Regions from separate parts of the Homo sapiens genome. Here region 2 is linked to region 1. Evidence: chromatin loops called from intact Hi-C (ENCODE). Cell type or tissue: CD4-positive, alpha-beta T cell. All regions are shown on one strand. Links, peaks and the distances in the headings refer to the core of each region. The heading gives the core; the rest is flanking DNA.

Region 1 (8,321 bases), core at 144-8,143:
GCCAATTTCTTTTTCTTTTTTTTTTTTTGAGACGGAGCTTTGCTCTTGTTGCCCAGGCTGGAGTGCAGTGGCGTGATTTTGGCTCTACTGGAGTGCAATGGCGTGATCTCAGCTCCACTGAACCTCTGCCTCCCTGGTTCAAGTGATTATCCTGCCTCAGCCTCCTGAGTAGCTAGGATTACAGGTGTGCGCCAGCACCCCTGGCTAATTTTTGTATTTTTAGTAGAGACGGGGTTTCACCATAGTGGCCAGGGTGGTCTCAAACTCCTGACCTCAGGTGATCCACCCGTCTTGACCTCCCAAAGTGTTGGGATTACAGGCATGAGCCACTGCGCCCGGCCATGCCTGGCTAATTTTTGTATTATTTTCTAGAGATGGGGTTTATTTATTTATTTATTTATTTATTTATTTTTACGGGGTCTTGCTCTGTTGCTAGGCTGGAGTGCAATGGTGAGATCTCGGCTCACTGCAACCTCCGCCTCCTGAGTTCAAGTGATTCTCATGCCTCAGCCTCCCGAGTAGCTGGGATTACAGGAATGCGCCACCATGCCCAGCTAATTTTTTAATATTTTTAGTAGAGATGGGGTGCAAGACAGGCTGTTCTCGAACTTCTGACGTCGTGATTCACCTGCCTTGGCCTCCCAAAGTGCTGGGATTACGGGCTTGAGCCACTGCGCCTGGCCAAGATGGGGGTCTTACCATGTTTACCAGGCTGGTCTTGAACTCCTGAACTCAAGCTATTCACCCACCTCCGCCTCCCAAATTGCTGGGATTACAGGGGTGAGCCACTGTGCCCAGCCAAATGATTCTTTACTTTCTGGAAATAGGGACTTCTTTCCCCATTGTTCATGCTGAGCCCCTCCCTAAGCATGCTCCACAGGGACAGTGGCGGAGGGGAGAGGTCCTTGCTGTTACGAGCAGTTGGCAGGTGCCAGCCGTCCTGTCAGCTGGGCAGCGCTTCTGTTTTGTGAGGGCCATGACCGAGTAGGATGGCACGTGCGTGGCTGTCTCCTGTGTGTTAAGTGCCCTGAGAGGGCTTGTCCCCACGGAAGCATGGAGCCGGCTCTCGCGCAGGCCAACTAGATGGATGTGCTGGAACAAGGGCCGGGAAGGTGGGATGGCCGGAGTTGAAGTTGCAGTGGAGATGACGTGGGGGCCGGAGGGAGGTTGGGCGTCATAGCCTGGCAGCTCCAGCTTCCACGTCTCACCTTGCCTGGGGTCTCCACGTAGCTGTCTCGTGGGCGTCGCGTGGGGCACTCCCCCACGTGGACTCTTCCGCCTCCTGGCCCTCCCAAGTGTCCCTTCCGGGAGGTGGCCTTGTGGCTGTTGAGGGAGCGCCTGGTGCCTCCCTCCTGGCATCACTGCCGTCTCCTTCCCCCCACCCCATAAAGGTGTGGCTAGGATGCCAGTCAGACCTGCCGGCATGGCCTAAAGAGGAGGTGGGCAGGCTTGGCCAGTACTGGTCCTGTCCCCAGCACCTCTCCCACTCGGCTGCTCTGCTTCGACCATGTTGCCTTTGCAGTTCGCGAGTTCCCTTGGCTCCCTTCTGCCCTGGGCCCTGGCTCTCCTGCTTCCCTGGGCAGCAGCACTTTCCTCCCAGGTTTTGCAGCCCCCCTCGTTGAGCTCCGTGGCTTCCGTCCTCTCTCTAACGAGGCCATGCCCTCCCGTTTCCTTCGTAACTTTTCTTTGCACTGTGGAAGTCCCCAGCTGTTTGTCGTTTCTCTCCAGAGTGTCAGCTGTGGGAGGGAAGGGCCTTGTCTGTTCTCCGTGTGGCAGTGCCAGTCTCGATCATGGAGGCAAGCTGGGGGCCTGGCCTATGAACTCCTGGTGGAGAAATCAGGAGGATCTGGGCTAATTAGCTGGGCATGGTGGCGTGCGCTTGTAGTCCCAGCTACTCGAGAGGCTGAGGCAGGAGAATTGCTTGAACCTGGGAGGCAGAGGTTGCAGTGAGTCAAGATCACACCACTGCATTCCAGCCTGGGTGACAGCACAAGACTCCATCTCAAAAAAAAGGAAGACTTGGGCTTTTTTTTTTTTTTTTTGAGACAGAGTCTTGTTCTGTCTCTCAGGCTGGAGTGCAGTGGCACAATCTTGGCTCACTGCAACCTCCGCCTCCCGGGTTCACGCGATTCTCTGGCCTTAGCCTCCTGAGTAGCTGGGATTACAGGCGCACAGCACCACACCCGGCTAATTTTTTGTGTATTTTTAATAGCGACAGGGTTTCACTATGTTGGCCAGACTGGTCTCGAACTCCTGACCTCGTGATCCGCCCTCCTCGTCCTCCAAAGTGCTGGGATTACAGGCATGAGCCACTGCGCCCGGCCAGATTTGGGCTTTTGGTTTGGGAGCTCTGTGTGCTCAAGGTGTCCTGCGCTGAGGCCGGGCTGCAAGAGGGGTGGGGAGTGTGAGCACTGCCTGGAACACGAGGCCGAGTCCAACAGGGAAGACTTTCATGGGGCTACACGAGCAGCTGGCTGTGGAAACAGGCCTGTGCACAAGACGCATGGCAGGTGTGGGGGAGGGAGGTCCCAGGGGCTGGGGCCCAGCTGCCGGGGCCAGGCCTTGCACGTGGGCACGGTGTCCTGAGGTCAAGGGATGCAGAGTTGGGTCCAGGGAGGAGGGAGGGGCTGAGAAGTGGGCAGGGGCTCCCTGGCGGTGATGGGGACAGGTAAAACTGGGGGGGTGGAGGGGGCAGGCGGGGGGGGATGGGCAGTAGGCCTGCGACCTGAGAGGTTGTGGTGGGGAACCGGCTGCTGAGGGCCCTGGTCAGGGCAGCGACTTGGTTTCTAGGGTTGGAGAGAGGAGGAACTAGCTGGAGGAGGACAGGACTCAGTACAGAGCTGGCATCTTGGTGTAAGGGTGCGTGAGGTGGGAGGGCCTGGGGAGGTGGGTGTGTGTGGGGTGGGCTGGTGAGGCGTGGGCGAGGTCTCAGTGCTGAGGCCTTGGTTGAGCTGTATCCTTTTGGCAGATTTATCACACGTCCTGATGTCAAGCAAAGCAAGATGGCTGAGTTCCTGGACTGGAGCCTGTGCAATCTGGCCCGTTCCTCCTTCCAGACCATGCAGGGGGTCATCACCATGGATGGGACGCTGCAGGCCCTGGTAAGTGCTGCCCGCAGGGGCTGTGGAGATCGCAGGGAAATGGCGCCTTACATGGGGACCACGGAATGATGTTACCTGTGATTCCATCTTGACGTAATTGGAACCCCGTGGGATTGATTTAACCGGGCCAGGGTCTTGGGCAGTTTCCTTTTCCCTCTGCTTTGGGTCCTGCCTCAGGCAGGGCTGGTTTCTGCGCTGGTGCTGGTGGATGGGCTTGGAGCCCCACCTGTTGCCAGCAGAGGGCAGTGGTGCCACGCAGCCGGGGCTCCCCAGGGTAGGTTTCTCTGCATCTGGGCTGCTTAGTTCCTGTTTAAGTGCAGAGACTGAACGAGCTCTAATAAAACAAGGTGGGTGAGTTGAAATTTGATTCTGTTCCTTTGCACTGGGCTCGGGTTGGATGTTCCTGACTGCTTCGTTGGGACACAGACCCTGGCCTCTGCCTGCAGGTGCCTGGTTAGTGCCCTGGCTGCAGCCCTTTGCCAGCCCTTTCCCTGCCCTTTCGCTCTGATTGTCTCTTGTGTTACCTTTTCTTGTGCTAACGAGGAGGAAAGGTCAAGTCTCAGAAGAGGGCAAAGCCTCTTTTGGGTCAGCGTCCTGGAGGCTGCAGCTCCCTGGTCAGCCTTCTGGAGGGGGAGCCGGCAGCCGGCTGTGGCCTTTGGCGTGGTGGGTTCAGCGCCTTCTTCTCTCTTTAATTACAGCGGGTGAGGCTTTGAGAGCACTTCTCATCCTTGTCTCACGCTGTGGAGCCTGTGGTCCCTCTGAGGAGCGGGGCACTTTGTTCTTGTTTAAAAAATATATTTTATAGAGACAGGGTCTTGCTATGTAGGTCAGGGTGGTCTTAAACTCCTGGCCTCAAGTGATCCTCCTGCCTTTGTGATGATCCCAAAGTGCTGGGATTACAGGCTTGAGCCGCCGCGCCTGGAAGGACACTTTGGAGCGCGTTTTAGGGGAGATGATGAGTGCCACCTCGCCACGGCGTCCTCCTGTCCGTGGCGTCGTCCTCCTGTCCGCAGCATCGTCTTCCTATCCGCGGCATTGTCTTCCTATCCGCGGCGTTGTCTTCCTGTCTGTGGCGTCGTCCTGTCTGCGGTGGCGTCGTCCTGTCTGCGGTGGCGTCCTCCTGTCCGCAGAGGCGTCCTCATGTCCTCAGTGTTGTCTTCCTGTCCATGGCGTTGTCTTCCTGTCTGCGGTGTCGTCTTCCTGTCCATGGCGGCCTCCTGTCCGCGGTGCCCTCCTGTCCATGGTGGCCTCCTGTCCGCTGTGCCCTCCTGTCCGCGGCGTCGTCTTCCTGTCTGTGGTATCATCTTCCTGCCCGCGGTTTTGTCCTGGCCGTGGCAGGTTCTGCCAGGGAGCGGGAGGCTGTCAGCTGGGTGGAGGGGGGCTGTGGGAGTGATAGCCTGGGGTGGGGGCATACGTTTCTTGAGGGGGAATTGGGAAGTGTCCTCCTCAATGTCTGCTGCTTCCCGGTCATGCTGCCGTGGTCTTCAGGAGGGCAGCCTTTGAAATGAGGAAAAGGTTTCAGACGTGTGAGAGAAAACTGCAGACGTGTTTCCTGGAGCCTGTGCTCTGCCCAGGTGATGTCTGTTTTCTTCAGGCGTCCCCTCAACCTCCACATAAATGTGACAGATTCAGCAGTTTTCAAAAATCAAGATATAATTCACATACCACAAGTAATTTATCCTTCTAAGGTAAACAATTCTGTAGTTTTCTGTGCGGTCATCACCATTATCTAACTTCAGGACACTGTCATCATCGTGAGAGAAACCTTGATTGCACCGAGCAGTCCGTCCCTCACCTTCCCCAGCCCCTGCAGCCGTGGATCCATGTGCTGTCCCTGTGGACTTGCTGGTTGCGGACATCTCACCTCACCAGAGTCGTACACGACACAGCCTTTTGCGTCTGGCCTTCACTGAGCCCGATGTGTCCAAGGTTCATCTGCGCTGTGGTGTTGTCAGTGCCTCGTTCCCTTTATGGCCGAATCATAAGCCAACGTGTGGGTATTTTCCATATGCCAGCGTGTGGGTATTTTCCATATGCCAGTGTGTGGGTATTTTCTGCTCTTACAAATTACGCTGTGAAGAACTTTCATGTGCAAGTTTTTGTTTAAACTTAATGCTTTCAGGCCGGGCGCGGTGGCTCATGCCTATAATCCCAGCACTTTGGGAGGCCGAGGCAGGCAGATTACTTGAGGTCGGGAGTTCGAGACCAGCCTGGTCAACGTGGTGAAACCCCATCTCTACTAAAAATGCAAAAAATAGCCAGGCATAGTGGCGTGGGCCTGTAATCCCAGCTACTCCGGAGGCTGAGGCAGGAGAATTGCTTGAACCTGGGAGGCGGAGGTTGAGTGAGCCGAGATCATGCCACTGCACCCCAGCCTAGGTGACAGAGCAAGACTCTGCCAGAAAAAAAAAACAGAAAAAACAAACCCAACTTAATACTTTCAGTACCCTTGGGTACACAACACTAGTTTTTAATAAAATTTTAAACAAAATTTGGAATGTTTTCATCTTTCTGGAGTCTTTCTAAAAAGATTTTTCTGGTGGCATACCTGTCGTACTGATGAAATAGAGGACCTCCTCATGCCAGGCATTTTTGGGCATTGCAGGTACAGATGTGCTGTCTGTGTCCCCAGGTGCCCCTCGTTCCGGCCGTGCTGGGGCAGCATCCTCAATGCCTAAAGAGGATTCATTGCTATCGTGGAGGTCAGGGCAGGCTGAGGCTGGCCTTGAAGGGTACGGGGGTGGAGGGGTAGGGCAGGGAGGACTCAGGTCTCGGACGTACCCACTGTGCCATTGGTCCATGGATCCTCAGGGAATGTGCGTTTTATGTTTTAGGCAATTCTGGTAAAGGTGGTGGATTTAGTTGCAATTGGATTCTTCATTTTTTGCCTTGGGTCTCACTGAGGAAACATGAAGAAGGGGTAGATGGCAGTGGCCAGGGTGGGGGTCCTGGGAATTCTGGTAGCTTCACCTTAATGTTTGTGATGCTGGGTGTACAGACAGCCTCCCACATGACCAAGGACACGCTCTTAGGTCCCTAAGACCCCAGAAGAATGGGCCGCTACTGCCAAGAAGTATGACATGCGTGTGGAAGACCATGAGCCTTACCCGGCTGGTGGCATGGGGTGTGGCAACTGCCGCAGCTCCCCGAACCATTGCAGTGGGAAAGGGGTACGTGCTGTGACTAAGACCACTGGACCCGACCCATCGCAGCGACAGGGGGTCCATGCTGTGTGACTGAGACCACTGGACCCCACCCATCGCAGCGGGAGGGGGGTCCATGCTGTGTGACTGGGACCACTGGATCCCACCCATCGCAGCGACAGGGGGTCCATGCTGTGTGACTGAGACCACTGGACCCCACCCATCGCAGCGGGAGGGGGGTCCATGCTGTGTGACTGGGACCACTGGACCCCACCCATCGCAGCGGGAGGGGGGTCCATGCTGTGTGACTGGGACCACTGGATCCCACCCATCGCAGCGACAGGGGGTCCATGCTGTGTGACTGAGACCACTGGATCCCACCCATCGCAGCGGGAGGGGGGTCCATGCTGTGTGACTGGGACCACTGGACCCGACCCATCGCAGCGGGAGGGGGGTCCATGCTGTGTGACTGGGACCACTGGATCCCACCCATCGCAGCGGGAGGGGGGTCCATGCTGTGTGACTGGGACCACTGGACCCGACCCATCGCAGCGGGAGGGGGGTCCATGCTGTGTGACTGGGACCACTGGACCCGACCCATCGCAGCGGGAGGGGGGTCCATGCTGTGTGACTGGGACCACTGGATCCCACCCATCGCAGCGGGAGGGGCGTCCATGCTGTGTGACTGGGACCACTGGACCCGACCCATCGCAGCGGGAGGGGGGTCCATGCTGTGTGACTGGGACCACTGGACCCGACCCATCGCAGCGGGAGGGGGGTCCATGCTGTGTGACTGGGACCACTGGATCCCACCCATCGCAGCGGGAGGGGGGTCCATGATGTGTGACTGGGACCACTGGATCCCGTCCATCGCAGCGGGAGGGGGGTCCATGCTGTGTGACTGGGACCACTGGATCCCGCCCATCGCAGCGGGAGGGGGGTCCATGCTGTGTGACTGGGACCACTGGACCCGACCCATCGCAGCGGGAGGGGGGTCCATGCTGTGTGACTGGGACCACTGGACCCGACCCATCGCAGTGGGAGGGGGTCCATGCTGTGACTGGGACCACCTGGCCTGAGGTTGGACTGGTGAAATGACAATGTTGGCACCTACATGTGTGTCAGGATCCATGTGGATATGTCCCGCACACCTGCTTCTTGGAATATTGTGTAAGCAGCTCTTCAGCTTCACGGCCTTCATGATCGTGTTCTGGGTGGGGAAGAATTAACCAGCCTACCAGCCCGTGGGGCCAAAGCAGTGTCCTTATAATCATCTGCACCTGGAACCAGGTGGCGATCCCACCGTAGAACCTGTGGCTCACAGGATCTGAGGTGGCTTCGAGGGCTTCTCTGCCCTCTAGGATTCCCTCATCCTTAGAAATTTAACCTTAATGAAATCCCTAATAAAACTCAGTGCTGTGGGGGAAAAACATCTCAGGTCAGGGGAGCAAATGGGAGGTCTAACAGGATGTGACCAGAGCTGGTTGTCTCCAATGGCTCTGCCCCGAGTGTGGTGCCTCTGCAGGGGAGGCCGTTAGCCCTGCCCCGAGTGTGGGTGCTGCTTTGGGAGGGGAGGCAAATTTGATCTCTGTCCGGTCTCTTAACGGGCTTCTAGGGGTCTCCTGCAGCTCTCGTCAGCCTGGCCTGGGAGCCTCCCCTCCTCTGCCGTCCCCACCCCATGCTGTTGGGTCAGCAGGATATCCCAGCCTTGGGGCTGGAGCCAGCTGTGGCTGCCCAGGGACTTGCAGGCAGGTGAGGCGTGCCACCTTCTGGCCAGGCTGGCTGTGGGAGAGGCAGCCTCCTGGTGAGGGGCTGTGGGCCACTGCGTTCAGGCTGCCTTGGAGGGCTCCACGGTGTCCCCTGGGTGCAGGGCTCCGAGTCCTTCTCGGCTTGGGAGGGTCTTGTGGCCACATGTGTCTAGTTCTGCAGTTTCTTTGTTGTGGGTTCGGTTCTTTACTTTTTTTTTTTTTTTTTTTGATGATCTTGTTGGTTTTCTCTAGATTGTTCCCAAGTTTTCTGTTCTTCCATCCCAAGTGGGAGACACGTGTTGCACAGCCTGCATTTGGAATACCCAGAG
Region 2 (8,321 bases), core at 263-8,262, 270 kb after region 1:
ACAAAGCTCAAGTAATCAAAACAATGAGGTACTGGCGTAAGGACAGACATATAGACCAACGGAATAGAATCTGGAGTCCAGGAATGAATCCATACGTTTATGGTTAATGGATTTTTGACAAGAATACCAAGACAATTCAGTGGAGAAAGAATAGTCTTTTAAATGGTGTTGGAAAAACTGAGTATCTACTTACAAAAGAATGAAGCTGGACCTTTGCTTCACACCATACATAAAAATTAAGTCAAAATAGATCAAAGGCCTAAATATAAGAGCTACAAGTATAATTCTGAAGAAAACATACAGATAAAATCTTCGTGACCTTGATTTAGCCGTGGCTTCTTAGAAATGACACCAAAAGCACACGCCACAAAAGAAATAATAGATAAATTAGATTTTTGTCTTCATCAAAATCATAAGCCTTTTGTGCATCAAGGGACACTCTCGAGAGGGTGAAAAGATAACCCAAAGAACGGGAAAAAAATTGCAAATTATATATAATAAAGCTCTAGTGTCCAGAACATATAAGGAGCTCTTACAATTCAACAATGAAAACACATACAGCTCAATTTTTAAAATGGCCAAAATACTTGAATAAACATTTCTTCAAGGAAGATATACATTTATTTATTTATTTATTATTTTTTGAGACGGAGTTTTGCTCTTGTTGCCAGGCTGGAGTCCAATGGTACGATCTCGGCTCACAGCAGAGATCGCGATCTCTGCCTCCCGGGTTCAAGCAATTCTTCTGTCTCAGCCTCCTGAGTAGCTGGGATTAAAGGCCGCTGCCACTACTCCAAGCTAATTTTTGTATTTTTAGTAGAGACGGGGTTTCACCATGTTGGGCAGCTTGGTCTTGAACTCCTGACCTCTGGTGATCCACCCGCCTTGGCCTCCCAAAGTGCTGGGATAACAGGCATGACCCACCAAACCCGGCCCATTTATTTTTTATTATTTATTTTGAGATGGAGTCTCACTCTGTCACCCAGGCTGAAGTACAGTGGCACCATCTCGGCTCACTGCAACCTCTGCCTCCCGGGTTCAAGCGATTCTCCTGCCTCAGCCTCCCAAGTGGCTGAGATTACAGGTGCATGCCACCACACCTGGCTAATTTTTTTTTGTGGTATTTTTAGTAGAGATGGGGTTTCACCATGTTGGCCAGGCTGGTCTCAAACTCCTGACCTCAGGTGGTCCACCCGTCTCGGCCTCCCGAAGTGCCGGGATTAGAGGCGTGAGTCACCATGCCTGGCCCAAGGAAGATATATAAATGGCCAACAAGCACACGAAAAGAGGCACAACATCTTTAGTCAACAAGGACATTCAAATGGAAACCACAGTGAGACACCACTTCACACCCACTAGCATGGCTATAATTTAAAAAACAGAAAATAACAAGTGTTGATGAGGATATGTAGAAATTGGAACGTTCATACATTGCTGGTAGGAATGTAAAATGCATCCACTGTGGAAAAGTTTGGCAGCTCCTCAGTATGTTAAACACAGAATTACAATATGAGCCAGAAATTCTACACCAAGGAATATACCCAAAGGATCTGAAAACCAGTGTTCAAACAACAACTGTACACAAATGTTCAGACTGTCATCATTCACAGTATCAAAGGGTAGAACAACTCAAATGTCCACTGCCTGACAAACAGACACACAAAACATGGTACTTATGTACAACTGCATATCATCCTCCCAGAAAAAGGAACGGAGCACGATACATGCCACAGCACAGAGGAACGTTAAAACGTTATGCTAAATGAAGCCGGTTACAAAAGAGCACGTGGAACCTGACTCCATTCACATGAAATGTCCAGAACAGGCAAATCTACAGAGACAGAAAGCAGGCGAGTGGTTGCCAGGGTTGGAAGAGCCTGCGTGCCACCGCAGAATACCCCAGACTGGGTGGCAGAAGGGGCTTCTCACAGTTCTGGAGCCTGGGAAATCCAAGAGTAACGCTCCAGCAGATTCAGTGTCTAGTGAGGGCCCCTTCCTGGCTCACAGAGGTGCCTTCTCCCTGTGTTCTTACAGAGCAGGAGGGGTGAGGGAGCTCTGAGCGGCCTCTTTTATAAGGGCACTAATCTCATTGGTGAGGCCCCACCCTCATGTCCTAATCACCTCCCAAAGTCCCCACCTAATGTCATCCTAATACTATCACCCTGGGGGTTCCAAATATGAATCTCGGGGTGGGCACAGACATTCAGATCATAGTAATAAATCCCTACCAAAGAATAAGAAACTTAGGTCTATAATCAATCCTTATCAAAGAAAAAGAAATTTAGGTCTATAATAAATCCCTACCAAAGAATAAGAAACTTAGGTCTATAATAAATCCCTACCAAAGAATAAGAAATTTAGGTCTATAATAAATCCCTACCAAAGAATAAGAAACTTAGGTCTATAATCAATCCTTATCAAAGAACAAGAAATTTAAGTCTATAATAAATCCCTACCAAAGAATAAGAAACTTAGGTCTATAATCAATCCTTATCAAAGAACAAGAAATTTAGGTCTATAATAAATCCCTACCAAAGAATAAGAAACTTAGGTCTATAATAAATCCCTACCAAAGAATAAGAAATTTAGGTCTACAATAAATCCCTACCAAAGAATAAGAAACTTAGGTCTATAATAAATCCTACCAAAGAATAAGAAATTTAGGTCTATAATAAATCCTTACCAAAGAATAAGAAATTTAGGTCTATAATAAATCCTACCAAACAATAAAAAATTTTAGGTCTACTAAGGTTCTTTCTTTTCTTTCTTTTTCTCTTTCTTTCATTTTCTCTCCCTCTCCTTTCTTCCTTCTTTCCTTCCTTCCTTCCTCTCTTTCTCTCTCTCTTTCTCTTTTTTGAGATGGAGTCTTGCTCTGTCACCCCAGCTGGAGTGCAGTGGCACGATCTCGGTTCACTGCAACCTCTGCCTCCCGGGTTCAAGCAATTATCATGCTTCAGCCTCCCAAGTAGTTGGGATTACAGGCGTGTGCCACTACGCCCGGCTAATTTTTGTATTTTTTGGTAAAGATGGGGTTTCACCATGTTGGCCACGCTGGTCTTGAACTCTTGACCTCAAAGGATCCGCCTGCCTTGGCCTCCCATAGTGCTGGGATTACAGGTGTGAGCCACCACACCTGGCCTCTACTAGGTTCTTAATAAGTGGTATATCCAATTACCACCAGGATACTTTTTGTCAGTATTTGAACAACATGAAACTGTTTCGGTACGTAAGTTGATAAGAAACCACGAATTATAGTTTAATAAACTAAGCATGTTTACTTACCGCCTCTAGGAGAGGGAGAATCGTGCCCCCCAATGATCACGTGGACACCAGAATCTTCCAGCTTCACTCTCCATTTTTCAATGATAGCCCCAGACTTGTCCTGAAAGCAGAACACTGGCAGGTCAGGAAACTTCCCTCCGAACAGTCAACCGTTGCTTACACTGGGGCTGAGTCACCCGACAGGAAGTTCCTACAAACCTTACTGGCATCATTGAAAACAGACAGCTCCATGGTACCTTCAAAGTCCTGTTGCAAAACAGACCTCAAACATTCGTCCAGCCACGGTTCAGCGTTGTGGACTGGGAGGATAATAGACTGGAATTCAAAAGAAATGGATTAACAGAAGTGTGAAAACTTAGTTCCCTTTCCATGGCTCTAATTTACCTCCCCTTCACCACCCGCACATATGCCGTGACAAACAAAAGGTGTCCACTCCTTTTCTCCAGGCTCTTAACATGCTTGTAAGATTCTTTACGTCTTAGCTTTCCCTGAACTGCCTTCTACATGTTTTTGAAAGTGAAAAAAAAACTGAAAGGACTTTGGGAGGCCGAGGTGGGTGGATTACAAGGTCAGGAGATTGAGACCATCCTGGCTAACATGGTGAAACCCCATCTCTACTAAAAATACAAAAAATTAGCCAGGCGTGGTGGCAGGCTCCTGTAGTCCCAGCTACTCGGGAAGCTGAGGCGGGAGAATGGCGTGAACCCGGGAGGCGGAGCTTGCAGTGAGCTGAGATTGCACCACTGCACTCCAGCCTGGGTGACAGAGCAAGACTCTGTCTCAAAAAAACAAAACAAAACAAAACAAAAAAACTGAAAGGCATCAAATTGTTCCCAACTCAATGGTAAATCATGAGTTTTCCAATCACTGATCAGAAACATCATTTTGGTTGAAACAAGTATCTGGGTATCTTCCAACTCACTCATGAAAATAACTGGTTGGTTTTTTTTTTTTTTTTCTGAGATGGAGTCTCGCTCTGTCACCCAGGCTGGAGTGCAGTGGCTCGATCTCGGCTCACTGCAAGCTCTGCCTCCCGGGTTCACGCCATTCTCCTGCCTCAGCCTCCCGAGTAGCTGGGATTACAGGTGCTGGCTGGTCATGTTCTAGGTGGAATAAGCATTTCGGCAAACCATGTTAGAAAACCTGCAACAAAGTAACCCCTTTAAGTAACCCCTCAGCCCACAAAAAACAATGTTTTAACAAAGTATCGGGCAGGAGGTGTTCAAAGAACCCAGCTGAGCAAATGGGAGGCCTGACGTCCATCTCTCGATTCCTTTGTCCTACACTTCGTTTCGGGCTAGTGTAGCTAGTGTCCTTTTCTCATTGTCCTTTTCTCATGAAGCCCAAAACAAAAATTTATAAAGTGGGATGGAGTAAAACCAGGAAATTCAATGCCAACAAAACAACTGATTACAGGAGTTAAGTCTTAATTTCATACATTATAATATTAAGTGATACGGAGCGATACTTAAGAGATTAGTCTGTCCTCACCCTTAATTTATATCCAAAAAAGAAAAGTTGAAATTGTGTTGAAAACACAATTTAGTCAAGTTCTTTACAAATGAAACCTCACTCTGTCTCTTCCTGGACTTAGGTTAATAAGAATAAAACGAGTTCTGGCCGGGCGCGGTAGCTCACGCCTGTAATCACAGCAGTTTGGGAGGCCGAGGCGGGCAGATCATCTGATGTCGGGAGTTCAAGACCAGCCTGACCAACATGGAGAAACCCCGTCCCTACTAAAAATACAAAATTACCCTGGTGTGGTGGTGCATGCCTGTAATCCCAGCTACTCGGGAGGCTGAGGCAGGAGAAACGCTTGAACCCGGGAGGCAGAGGTTGCGGTGAGCCGAGCTCGCGCCATTGTACTCCAGCCTGGGCAACGAGTGTGAAACTCCATTTCAAAAAATAAAAATTAAAAAAAAAATAAAACGAGTTCCCTAATTTATTTACAAATTTACCTTAGTTTGGATTTACTTAGAGGAAAAGAAGGAAATAATTTTTCTCAAGATCTACAAAATATAATGTTTCTATCAAAGATAGACCTTGATTCACCTGTTACCAATTTTAGTAAGACTGGAATAAAAAAGAAAAAAGGCTGGAAAAAAAACAAACAAAAAAACAAAAAACAGAAAACATGCTGAGCCTTTGGGCGACTGCTAATCCTACATCCCTGTGGTTGTTCCCTGCATCGGCCTATTGGCTGGGTCTGAACCCTGAGGGCCTTTGCTCCAGCCTCTGCCGGAGCACGGGGAAGGTGTTCGGGGCTTAAGGGCAGGTTTTTAGGGCACGTGTTTGGGGTAAGTGTGCTGGGCACACAGGCAGGTGTGTGGGCACGGAGGAGGTGTGCAGGTAGGTGTGTGGGATGCGCAGGCAGGTGTGCACGGCAGGTGCACGGGCAGGTATGGGGCACGGGCATGTATGCAGGACGCAGAGCAGGTGTGTGAAGCAGGTGTGCAGGCACAAGACGTGTGTGTGGGGCATGGGCAAGTGTGCCGGGAATGTGTGACGGCAGACGTGTGGGGTGCGAGGTTGTGTGGGGGCACACGGACAGGTGTGCAGGCAGGTGTGGGGCACGGGGAGGTGTGCAGACCAGGTGTGTGGGGTGCGGGAGCGAGGCAGGTGCGCGCGGCAGGTGCGCGGGGGCGAGTCAGGAGCGCGGGGCACGTGTGTGGGGTGTGGGGCAGGTGTGCGGGGGCGGGGCAGGTGTGCAGGGCAGGCGTGCAGGGGCAAGGCAGGTGCGTAAGAGCGAGGCAGATGCGCAGGTGCGCGGACCAGGTGTGTGAGGTGCGGGGGCAGGTGCGCGGGGGCGGGGCAGGTGCGCAGGAGCGAGGCGGGAGCGAGGCAGGTGTGCGGGCGCGGGGAAGGAGCGCGGGGCAGGCGGGCGGGGATGAGGCAGGTGCGCCGTTCCTCCACCCCACGACCAGGTGAGGGCGAACGGGGAACTGCCTGAGCTCCGAGCCCGGAAGCTTCAAAATCAGAACGAGGAAGGTCGGTGAGGAGGCCACGCTCGCGGGACGGGGGCAGGAAGCGCAGCCGGAGCTGCAGATCTCGGCCGCGCCCCGCGGGCTCCAATCCCGAGCGTCCCCCGCACGCGCAGCCGCGCTCGCCCGCGGGGCCTAAGGGCTGCTCAGGGCGGAGACCCCGTAGGTGAGCCCGAGAGGCGGTGCGGGGCTGCGAACCCCGGAGCGAGAGAGGACTGGAGGGCGGGGTGAGGGGACGCGAGGACCCAGCCTGCACGGCGGGGCACCCTCCCCGCTGGCACCTACCACGTGGGCCTGCATGGCCTGGCTCTCCTCGGACGCCCCGCCCACGCCGGCTCCGCTCATCCCGCCGCTTCGGCCTACGGCGCCTGCGCGGGCGGCACCAGGAGGCGGGTCTGAGGCCAGGCAATCTCCGATTGGTGCAGAGCGGCGTCCATAGGGGTGGGCCTCCCGGAGGGGCGTGGAAGGGGCGGGGCTGCTCGGCGCGGGGCGGGGCCGGGAGGTCGCCGCCTCAGTCTTCCGCCCTGGGCCACGCCCCGGTCCCGGGTCACCTCTCGGAGCCGCCTCCTTGGCCCGTGGAAGCCTCCTGCTCTCCCCTAGGGCGCGCGTCACAATCTCTGGTCCCCCGTAGACGCCGCCGCGGGGAAGGCGGGGCTGTGCGAGGGCGCCGCGCTGCAAACCCAAGCCAGGCGGCCTGGAGTTGCTGTAAAGCCTCAAGCAAGGCTGATATGTAAAAGGTCGTTGCATTTCACCCGGGCTGTGGGCTGTGCTACTTGACCGGGGAGGACGAGGGGACTGCAGGGCGTCCTTTCAGACAGACGCGGTAGGGAGAGCAGGGCGTGCAGGACACTTGACGGCCCCAGGAGAGGGGTGAGGCCCTGACCCCACCGGGGTGTCATCCAGGAGGAAGGGTGCCCGGGGCGAGGTCCCCCAGGAGAAGTGCCCAGGCCTGAGGCCTTGACCCCACTGAGATGTCCCCCCAGGAGGAGGGGTGCCCGGGGTTAGCTCCCCTAGGAGGAGGGGTACCCGGGAGTGAGGCCCTGACCCCACCGCGAGGTCCCCCAGGAGGAGGGGTGCCCAGGAGTGAGGCCCTGACCCCACCAGGAGGTCCTCCAGGAGGAGGGGTGCCCAGGAGTGAGGCCCTCACCCCACCGTGAGGTCCCCCAGAAGGAGGGGTGCCCAGGAGTGAGACCCTGACCCCACCAGGAGGTCCCCCAGGAGGAGGGGTGCCCGGGAGTGAGGCCCTGACCCCACCGCGAGGTCCCCCAGGAGGAGGGGTGCCCAGGAGTGAGGCCCTGACCCCACCAGGAGGTCCCCCAGGAGGAGGGGTGCCCGGGAGTGAGGCCCTGACCCCACCGCGAGGTCCCCCAGGAGGAGGGGTGCCCAGGAGTGAGACCCTGACCCCACCAGGAGGTCCCCCAGGAGGAGGGGTGCCCGGGAGTGAGGCCCTGACCCCACCGCGAGGTCCCCCAGGAGGAGGGGTGCCCGGGAGTGAGGCCCTGACCCCACCGTGAGGTCCTCCAGGAGGAGGGGTGCCCGGGAGTGAGGCCCTGACCCCACCGTGAGGTCCCCCAGGAGAAGGGGTGCCTGGGGAAAGACATGACCTCAGTAGCTCCGGGTACCCTCCACCTTTGCCCTCATTTCCGCCTCCGCATGCAGCCTTGGGAACTGCAGGGCTGGGAACCCGGAGAAGGCGGCCGGGCTCTGGGGGAGCTCAGAGGTGGCCTTCCCTGCCAGGAACACAGGCCAGGCCCCATCCCTATCTAACCTTATACTTGAGGAGCACAGAGCGGATATCTCCAGATTTGAGTCCTGAACGCGCGGCCGGGAACCCCAGCAGTTCTGAACTTGTCAAGGGAGCAGCCTGCCATGAGGGGTCTCCCAGGCGGCTGTGAGGCCTCTGGAAACTCCCTGCTTGGAGGAGGTTGACTGGGGACAGGGCCGTGGGGGTCAATAAAAAGGACTGCTGCCATTAGCCCTGGGCTGCCTGCACACAGAGATTAAGCCCGCTTGGGATTTGTTCCAGCTGATCTGAAGTAATGAGTAATTCACAATTAA

Evidence for each region. Peaks named below come from ENCODE experiments on the same cell type or tissue, not always from the same donor. Only the 100,000 strongest peaks of a DNase experiment are listed, where the experiment ranks them.
Region 2: a loop joins it to region 1, with 2.4 times the contacts of the local background. A loop is called at or near these places in 7 of 110 quality-filtered maps.

What each region holds. Positions count from the first base shown.
Region 1 is chr17:82,778,621-82,786,941 of GRCh38, forward strand. It overlaps TBCD (tubulin folding cofactor D), which reads left to right. Exons shown (of 39, transcript NM_005993.5): 7 at 2,969-3,101. Among named protein-coding and RNA genes, the nearest start is that of TBCD, 31 kb to the left of the region's middle. In CD4-positive, alpha-beta T cell, for the core only: CTCF peaks have their summits at 3,350 (motif pointing right) and 3,549; DNase peaks (open chromatin) are centred at 2,556, 3,351 and 4,231.
Region 2 is chr17:83,045,189-83,053,509 of GRCh38, forward strand. It overlaps QTGAL (queuosine-tRNA galactosyltransferase), which reads right to left and starts at 6,582. Exons shown (of 13, transcript NM_001009905.3): 1 at 6,549-6,582; 2 at 3,481-3,597; 3 at 3,283-3,382. The coding sequence starts at 6,563. LOC124904094 reads left to right here and starts at 5,999. Exons shown (of 4, transcript XR_007065967.1): 1 at 5,999-6,057. In CD4-positive, alpha-beta T cell, for the core only: no CTCF peak of the experiment used is centred there; DNase peaks (open chromatin) are centred at 3,443, 6,703 and 7,983; H3K4me3 peaks cover 2,395 bases; H3K27ac peaks cover 1,509 bases.